Regions from separate parts of the Homo sapiens genome. Here region 2 is linked to region 1. The links are chromatin contacts, found by Hi-C or POLR2A ChIA-PET in ENCODE. All regions are on one chromosome and are shown on one strand. Each heading gives the region's core, a stretch centred on a gene start or an enhancer-like site at or near the end of the contact. The rest is flanking DNA. Distances are from core to core; before and after follow the strand shown.

What was found. A loop is a pair of places that touch in the nucleus more often than their neighbours do. ChIA-PET counts read pairs that join two places held with the same protein, here RNA polymerase II (POLR2A). Pooled maps may share reads with other maps.
Region 2: a map of endothelial cell of umbilical vein shows a loop between it and region 1 (6-fold over the local background). The contact joins two enhancer-like sites. A Hi-C loop is called at or near these places in 2 of 168 maps with a recorded cell type or tissue (PC-3 and endothelial cell of umbilical vein) and 1 of 50 pooled maps. POLR2A ChIA-PET finds 5 or more read pairs at or near these places in 1 of 52 experiments (PC-3).

The regions. Positions count from the first base shown.
Region 1 is chr4:182,749,967-182,754,459 of GRCh38, reverse strand. It overlaps TENM3 (teneurin transmembrane protein 3), which reads right to left. Exons shown (of 28, transcript NM_001080477.4): 20 at 2,428-2,660; 21 at 856-1,010; 22 at 1-75. Among named protein-coding and RNA genes, the nearest start is that of DCTD, 170 kb to the left of the region's middle. Within about 2 kb of position 2,104, at least 2 of the 41 ENCODE cell types and tissues checked have a DNase peak (open chromatin) inside an H3K27ac peak, as active enhancers do; they include endothelial cell of umbilical vein, where a contact is called at or near this core.
Region 2 is chr4:182,804,938-182,809,430 of GRCh38, reverse strand. No RefSeq gene overlaps it. Among named protein-coding and RNA genes, the nearest start is that of DCTD, 110 kb to the left of the region's middle. RefSeq lists enhancers at 230-731, 860-1,798 and silencers at 2,878-2,927, 2,948-3,037. Within about 2 kb of position 2,621, at least 5 of the 41 ENCODE cell types and tissues checked have a DNase peak (open chromatin) inside an H3K27ac peak, as active enhancers do; they include endothelial cell of umbilical vein, where a contact is called at or near this core.

The DNA.
Region 1 (4,493 bases), core at 855-3,354:
TACATTATTATCCAGGACATAAATGGAGTTATCCATAGGGTTAATGGCTAGGTCAGTGGGCCATTCCAGACGTACCTTAATAAAAAAAGAAATGGCCTGGTTAGTAAGTTACTGCACTACAGTTAATTCGCCAGAAGAGTAAATTAGACCATTCAGGGAAATTGGCATTAATCTGAGATAAACTGTCTGATAATAGTTTTTTCAATAGCCTCAGTAAAATAAACCAAAAAGTAATGAATGAAGATAGATACAGGAAATAACACTTTATTTTAAAATTCAGCTCACAGAAAGATTTGCTAGTTACAGGCAAATAGCAAATAGGCCTCTACGTAGTGAGTCAACAGATATCGATGAGCTATGAACACACATGTTCCTTATGGCAGCAATAACCACCAAATGTTGGGGCTTTCTAGGTTATGAATAGATTAGTATTCTATTGTGTTTTCAATCAGGCCAACAGTAAAGTTTCTATTTCTAAATATAAGTCCCTTGGCACTAATCATAGTGGGTTCTCTCTACTACTTAAGGAGCTCATGCAATCAAAAGATTAGAGATTTCAGTTGTTTGGTTCTTTTTAGAATACCTGCATGCTCCTACTTTACTGGTATTTTATTACAAATGCTTAGCATTTCTTAGTGATAATTGTTCTGTATCTCACTGAATTCATCAAATGTAGAATTATAGAAGAAAATAACTTTTTATTAGCTCCTGTGATACATGTAAATGGAACTGCCCTATCAGAACCACTGCAACACATGATATATGCAGTTTAATATGGTGCCATCATAGTCTACCGACTGAATAAGTCAAGTCACCTAGAGGAAAAACAAACAAGTCCGCTTAGTATTTAACTACCTGGCTGATGTGCATGCTGGTGTCACAAGTTAAAGGTCTGGCTGAAGTCAAATCGTTAGAGCCCAGAAGAGTTGATATGATTCCATTTTGGTCAACTTTCCTAATCATGGTTCCATCAACAAAGTAGATTAATCCATTCTTATCAACTGCCATTCCTGTATTTGAGAGAAGCAAGTATTACTAATTTTTCAAAAATGGTTACTTTTGATTAACTATTAGGCCCATTATTAAACTCAGTTATTTAACCCCAGTGACAACACGGGTGACAGGTAGCAGGTAGGACTGCAGATTGCAAACACGTTAGAAAAAACCAACACAGGCATTTATAATACAAATAAATTAAAAATTCAGTAAGGAGGCAGGGCATGGTGGCTCACGCCTGCAATCCTAGCACTTTGCGAGGCCGAGGCAGGCGGACTGCCTGAGCTCAGGAGTTCGAGACCAGCCTGGGCAACACGGTGAAACCCTGTCTCTACTAAAAAACACACAAAAAAACTGGGTGTGGCAGTGTGAGCCTGTAGTCCCAGCTATTCGGGAGGCTGAGGCAGAAGAATGGCTTGAACCCGGGAGGCGGAGGTTGCAGTGAGCCGAGATCGCACCATTGCTCTCCAGCCTGGGCGACAGAGTGAGACTCCGTCTCAAAAAAAAAAAAAAAAAAAAAATTCAGTAAGGAAATAATCCAATTTTGTCAGAATCTCCTGTGAGTATATGTATCACACAGGTAATACCTGAATGTTTCAAATATAAATTACAATGATTATATAATGTTGTGGTCTATAAATTACAGAACCAGTTTCAAATTCCATTCCAGCTCCCTTACAGTAACCATATCCTTCTAACAAAAATAGATCTAAGCCAAGGTTAGTGTTTTGTTGACCCCGTTACAATGAAATTTTCTATTATGAATAATTCAGTACAGATACTTTTTTCCAGTCCTTGTTCACATAATAGTCAGCAGCTACCATGAAAAAAATAAAGGCCCCAAACCAAAAACATTGTATTCAGTGCCATAATACATGAGCAGGGAATCATTCCTGCCTGGTTTAAAAGCCTTTATCACGTAGAATTTTTTTAGCCCTGTTACCTCCCAAAATTCCTCTCAGCAAGGATTTTTTCCCATGGCATAGAAACAAAAGTTTCACAGCTCTCCAAAGAGGGTGAGGGCTCACAGGGTTGCTTAGTGATGGGTTTTAAAGAAGCCTGGGACTCATTCATGACAAAGAAATTCCAGGACTATGAAAGAATTTGGATACTTCCTTGAAGTTGAACAGGATGTGGCCTGAATTATATAGAGTAGTTAGTTGCTTCATTCTTTGAAGAGCTGATAAAATGGTATGATAATAAAAAATGCCAAGAACCTAGTATTTACTGTAAAACCAAGTTAGGATGCTAGCAGTTTCATGCTACATGGCTTTTAAAAACCCTAGATGTGAAACAGCTTTCCAGAACACTGTCAAAGGTAAAAAGTTAGACTCAGCATTAAACATGACTAGGCACTAAATGGATTTTCAACCCCTTTTTTTTTTTTTTTAATAAATAAAAAGAAATCCTCAAATCGCCAACTGCCGGTACCTTTGGGACTCATGAGTGTGGCTTCCACGGCCTTCCCTCCATCCCCACATCTCGCCTCGTCAAACGGAAGGCATTGCTCCCCTGTCCCTGCGACGACTTCTGCATTTTTAGTCAAGTCTTTTGCCCCCGTAAGTGACTTTGGGCGATAAATTCTGCGGGTGTTTGTGTCAGAAACGTACAGATCTCCCGTGACTGGATCCGTTGCAAGGTAGTATCTATGAGCTGGGTTGCTGCTGTGAAAAGGATCATAGATAAACATCAAAGGGAGTTACTCCTAATACACAGAGGGAAATTAAAAGCAAAATAAAACAGATCATGAGAAACTGATTATAGTCTGGAATCCATGATCAAAGATTAGACATGAATAGTACTGTCTATTTAATAATGACTCAAAAGAATGTGCTCACAGGTAGCATTTCTCTGATATTACTGTTTGCCTTCCTTGCCTGACGCTGAGGATTCAACAATTTACTAACAGTCATCTTAAAAAATATTACCTTTAAAAGGCAGTATGTGTCTACCCTAAAACAAAGAAGCAAATTGTCTAAATCTTTTGTGCTCAATGCAAAGCCATTAAAAAACTGCCCCTGAATGAGGGACATAAAGTTTATTCCAGGGGAAGCATGTCTCCATCAAATTCTCCAGTGAAGTACAATATACTACTGATTCCGCTCATACCTCACCATAGGGTATTATCCTTTCAAACTAAAAACCCTCCCCCTGAAGAAATGTACCACTGTATCTGTCTTGGTTGCTCTATCATAATCCAGAAAAGTGCCAGTGTCTGTCCTATGGGGTTAAATATTAAAATGAGGTCATTCAAGTCTACGGGGGAGTCTTAGTTGGTGGCCTGTGGCAGTGAGCTAGGATGCTGGATCCTTCAGTTTTCTTTCCAAAGTTTGTATACTGAGCTGCTCTGAAACCTGTCTATGAATGTAGTGACATACAAAATGTAGTGCCTCAGTTTTATAAATATAAAGAAATGCAAATGTAAAACATTTTATGTCCCATTACTTGTAAAAAATGGTAAGCCCAACACTGTTAAGGAGGGGACAAATTATGACGTATCATTGGAATTAAAAAGTTAATATCCTTACAGACACTCAATGCCACATTCTTAAAATTAATGTAATCTTGTACATGTGCAAAGATTGTCTTCTGAACAAAAACCTGAAAAATAATTTAAATGATTTGGTGTCCCAACCAAGACGTCAACATGATGGGAATCTATCAAACTCCATGTATCTTTTGATGACGAACTTAGTTATATTAATTAATTCTCATTCCCTCTCTTCCTCTCCCTCTTTCCACATACAGCCACGAACACACACACACACACAGTTACATGCTTGTTTCCATTTATTTTATTTGTGAACATCTAAAATATTTATAATAAATCTACCTATATGAATATTTTTATTCTAATAGTGATGCAGTAGTCTCCTCATTACCAATGAGGTTAGGTTCTAATAAAACAATTTTCACTACTTGATGATTTTCCGTCTAAGTGCTGAATAGCTGTACTTTATCATTCCTGTAAGAGATTCTATTCTTAAAATTGTTTAAGTGTTTCTCATGTTGTTAGAGGAGGCCAGCAGATCACACATGGAGTCTGTAGAGGCCTTGTGGAGCTCTGAAGAGCTCTTAGGCTGTGATGTTAGTATACAGAGAAATACAAAGACATACAAAGGCTTGAGCTTTGTATGTCCTTCAGCTTTGGGATCTCCTTTCCAGCCTTTGAGTGACAAAAGACAGACTAGGGCAAGACATCTTAGAGTGTGTAAATGTGTGTGAAATGGTAAAAAGTAAGATGAACTCAGAAAGATGCAAGTCATTGTGCAAGAAAAACATTTCAGAACAACTGGGTTATGCCAAGTGATCAACTTGCTGTGCTAAGTGTTATGATATCATTTTCCTAAGCTGATGCCTACAATCTTAATGCAGCAACACATATTGCATCCCTTAATGTGGCAGCTTATTACTTTGTAAGAAGTGAAGAGTTACAAATCAATATAACATTCAGAGCAATTTTAGAGGTTTTTTTTTTTTCCTTTCTATAAACAGTC
Region 2 (4,493 bases), core at 1,372-3,871, 54 kb before region 1:
CTTTTCTGGAGCAGGGCAAAGCATGGGATGCTGGCAGGGCTGTGTTTGCAGGTTGCCATGCTCCGTGTCATTTCCTGTGCGGTTACAAATACTCACGCCCGAGAGTCAGGCTGCATCATCTTCAAACGGCGAGCAGTGAGCTCTGGGGTGGGGACAGGGCAGCTACTAGGCTCTGTCCTGCAGGAAGTGTGAGGAGGTGCCAGGGAGCCCTGCTCGCCACTTCCCTCCCTGGTGGGTGGGGGCTGCAGGGAGAGCAACCCCCTTCCCGTCCTGGGGCCTCTTCATGTGGCTGAGCTTTGTGGCTGGGGTTCCCGCAGCTCGGGGACTTTCCCAGGAGATGGTGAAAGACGTCTGGGTGGTAGCCTTGATATCACCATGGGCTCTTTCTTCTAGCTTTTTCTGTCCACACACATACACATGCACACACACATGCACAAACACACATGCACACACACGCACATGCACACATGCACACATGCCTGCACACACGCACATGCACACACATGCGTGCACATGCACACACCCACAGCACGTGCACACATATGCAAACACACACATACACATACGTGCACACTCACATGCATACACTCACACATGCACACACACGTTATGTACACACATCCACACACGCACACCCCCACATGCACACGTGCACACATACGCAAACACACATACACATACGTGCACACTCACATGCATACACTCACACATGTGCGCGCACATTACGTACTCACATCCACACGCACACACCCACCCACATGTGCGTGCACACACACATACACAAAGGCACACATACACGTGTGCACACTCACATGCATATACTCACACACGTGCACACACCCCACACATATGCACACGCACACACACACAGAAATGCACACATACACGCACTTGCAGGCACACACGCACATGCACACACACATGCACACATGCGTACACAGATGCGTGTGTGTGTGCACACACATGCAGCGTCTTGGCACGGGAAGTGGGGAGGGGCGGCTGGGGACCAAGGTCTGGGTTCACTGTAAAGATGGGGAAACCAAGGCGCAGAGGCCAGTGGTCATCTCCGTCTCGGCAGAGCCAGCCTGAGGGGGTCTCCCACGCTGGGCTCCTCCCGGCTTCGCTGCTTCTCCAGGGAGTTGCTAAGTGTGATTAACTGGAGCACTAATTGGCAGAGGCCGCAGAAAGAGCCTGAGTGGTGGCGAGGCGAGTCCTGTTGCCCTTTGATTTACAAGAGCCCGGGAGCCTGCCGTCCGCCGTGTAACAGGCGCGAGAGGAACCGGCAGGCAGCCGCCTCGGAAAAGGCCAGAGCCTGGCTCCGGCGCCTCTCGCAGGCAGCGCCATGGGGTGGCGGAGTGGGAGCCAGGGCGAGGGACTCAGGTCGGGAGCAGATGCATGGGGCCTCCCGATCTGGGACTGCCAGCCTGTGCTTACGACCCAAGAACTTGTGTTTAGGACCGGGTTCCCGAGCAGCCCCAGAGCCAGACAGAGTTGTCACAGCAGGCGAGGCGCTCGCTGCTGCCGGTGGAGAGCCCCTGCCTCTGGCTTCGGCAGAGGCCCAGGGCGGGAAGCAACCTGGCTGAAGGCCACAGGCGGTGGGGGCAGCATCCGCAAACCCGGGGCTCCAGACCTGGTGCAATATTTCTCCTAGTGCCACAGCCCACAGCCTCCTTGGTGATATATGTGTGTGTGTGTGTGTGTGTGTGTGTGTGTCTGTGTGTGTGTGTGTGTGTGACAGAGAGAGAGAGAGAGACAGATATCTCACTCCGGGCCTCCTGGTCATCCCGGCTCCCAGTGGGCAGGGGAGCGCTTTGCCCTCCTGGTGAGTGGGGAGGAACGAACTGGGCATGGGCACGCTGGGCTCCAGCTCAGGGAGCAGGGCCTCTCCCGTCATCCTGCCACTGCTGCCAGCGCCTGGCTGATCTATCTTGGTGTCCCGTTAGTGGCCCTTTGGGATTTCCCATGCAGCTGTGCCTGCTGCTTCCCAACCCGGCCTTTATCTAGGTGATATTTTGGCTTTCCTGAGCCATCTCCGGCCTTACTCATTTCAGCGAGAACCCGGGTAGGAAAAAGGGCCTATATATTGGCCTCCCAAAATGCCAGCGGGCTCACTCACGGCCGGTTTCTGAAGGCAGGACACCAGCAAACAGGCTGCTATATGAGATTAGCATCCATTGGCTTCTCTGGGCGACAACCCAGGGGCAAAAGGTTGAATCCCTCCCCACTTCTGCGCCGCGGTGGCTTTCGTGGCTGCCGCAGGCTTGGGTAGAGGAGGGAGACTGGATGTCACCGCTGCAGGGAGGCCAGGCCGAGGCGGCTGGGGAGCTGCGGGGAAGCGGGAGGGGGGGCGGCTTTCGCTCTTCCAGGCTGTCACTCCAGCACGTTCCGTGAGAGCCCAGCTCCCTCAGAAATAAAAATGCCACTCTGAATTTAAGTGATCCGTTCTTCCGGGACATTCTTTCCAGCGACAGGACTGTTAACATGAAAAGTAAAAGGGAAACAATATGATAGTTCAGAAATCACTGTTTTCAGGCGCTGCGGAACTCAGCCCGCGGACGATTCCCGGGAGGAAGGGCCTTATTTCGATCTGTGAGTGAGAGCAACGCGGCATGACAGTGTCTGCTCGACGTGCAGGGAAATCTTACCCGAGCCACTTTGGCAGGGCCCAGGCCTCGGTGCGGCGGTGCTGAAGCAGAAGTCTCCGCTTTAAGTGTGAAACTCGGAGGGCAGAGCAGAGGTGGGGAAGAGAGGGTCAGAGAGCCGGCCCCGCCGCGGTTGGGGTGGAGAGTGGCGAGCGGCGAGCGGCGGCGCCTTCTCTTCGGTTTCACCTCGGTTTCTGGCCCGGGAACTGCCCTTTTGGCGTGCAGGACTTTCCCTACCACAGCCGCGCGTCACTAGGGGGCGCCGGAGCCCTTCCTGAAATCGCCGCCATCCCCTGCAGGGCCCGCCCGGGGATGCAGGAGGGGGCGTCCCAGGACCCCTGCCCACGGGGCCGCCGGATGTTGGGACGGCTTTTCCATGTCCGCAGAAGCCGAGTCCCAGGAACCCCAGGGGAAGGCCAGAGGGAAGCCCCAGATGAGGGAGGACTCAGGGAAGGGTGTCGTCTTCCTCTCGCTACCTCCCGTTCTCTGCCTTGGGTCACCTCTGTGTTCTGCAGTGACCTGTCACCTGTCAATGCTCCAGACTGAAGTTAAACGCCAGGCTTGATTTTTTTTTTTTTTTTTTTTTTTTGAGCTTGGAAATCATGTCATAGCTGAATAAAGATATTTTACAATCTGCTTGTTCGTTACCTTTTGTCAATAAATTAAGAAACTGGGGATGACAGACTGGCTCTAGGTCCTTTTGAGATCCTGAGTCATCAACGTCGCCCTGGCCCACCGAGGGAGCCCTATGGCATTCCTTCCAAGCCTTAAAGGACAGAGAGGGTTAGATTCAACCTGACCCATTGCAACGAGAGAGAGCGAGAGAGAGAGAGAGAGAGAGCGAGCATCGTGGATGCAAAGATAGTTCTGGGGACGATTTTTGCAGAATTTTCTCTGGAACAGGCAGACTAGACTTTCCCTAGTGTTCGTGTGGGAGGAAGGTGTGGGATGGGGCAGTCTCCAGCCTACGGTCATTAACCACGGTGCAGAAGAACTCCAGGTTGAAGAGAGCCTGGTGAGCCTCCTCACCGACCTCCACTGAGCGCCCCATTTTCAGCCTTTCAGTCACGCCCGAGAATTTGTCATTTTAAGTCCTTGGGCATTTATGCTCCCCGCACTCTCCCCTGATAGAGTTCACTTGTGAACATTTTTAAAAATTCATTTTGACCCAGCGGACCGCTTGTAAATCCTGACAGTTGTGTGCAGCGAGCTATGCCATAGAGAAATGGCCGCTGTGGCTGGAATTCAGGAAATCTCTGCACACAGGTGGAAGAACGAGATTTCCCTGCATAATACAGGATGAATGCCTGTGGCCAGGGCTAAGCGTAGCTCACAATTCACCCTGTAAGCAGGGGGACTGTTACCAAGCCAGTCTCTTGCCCTAAAAGTGACAATTTATGCTTCTAATTTTAATTTTCCTGAGCTTAGATCCCAGAAGGATTTATTAAATTTGCTTTGAGGAACCCATTAACTCTAAACTGAATAATGATGTTACTCTAGGCTTAGAATCGGTTGATAGTAAATTCTCTATCCACGGGACTCTAGGAATCCCGTATTCCTCCACGACAGGATTCTAAGTCGGTTCATAAATGAAAAGGTTTACTCAATTTACCTAAAAGTTATTAGTAATTAACTAACATCAAGAGACCATTGCTTGCAGGGGTGGTGAACAGCAAATGAGAAGTCTGGCAAACAGAGGACATTCATTATGTGGCTTAAATGAGAAGGTAGAAAATTCAAATGGCTTATCAGTACCTGTTTGGTACTCTGGCTTAACTCTGTGGTTAAAATGGGTGATAATGAGTTATAACTCATTTTTATTTTATTTTTTCATGGGTCTAGTAGGATGTT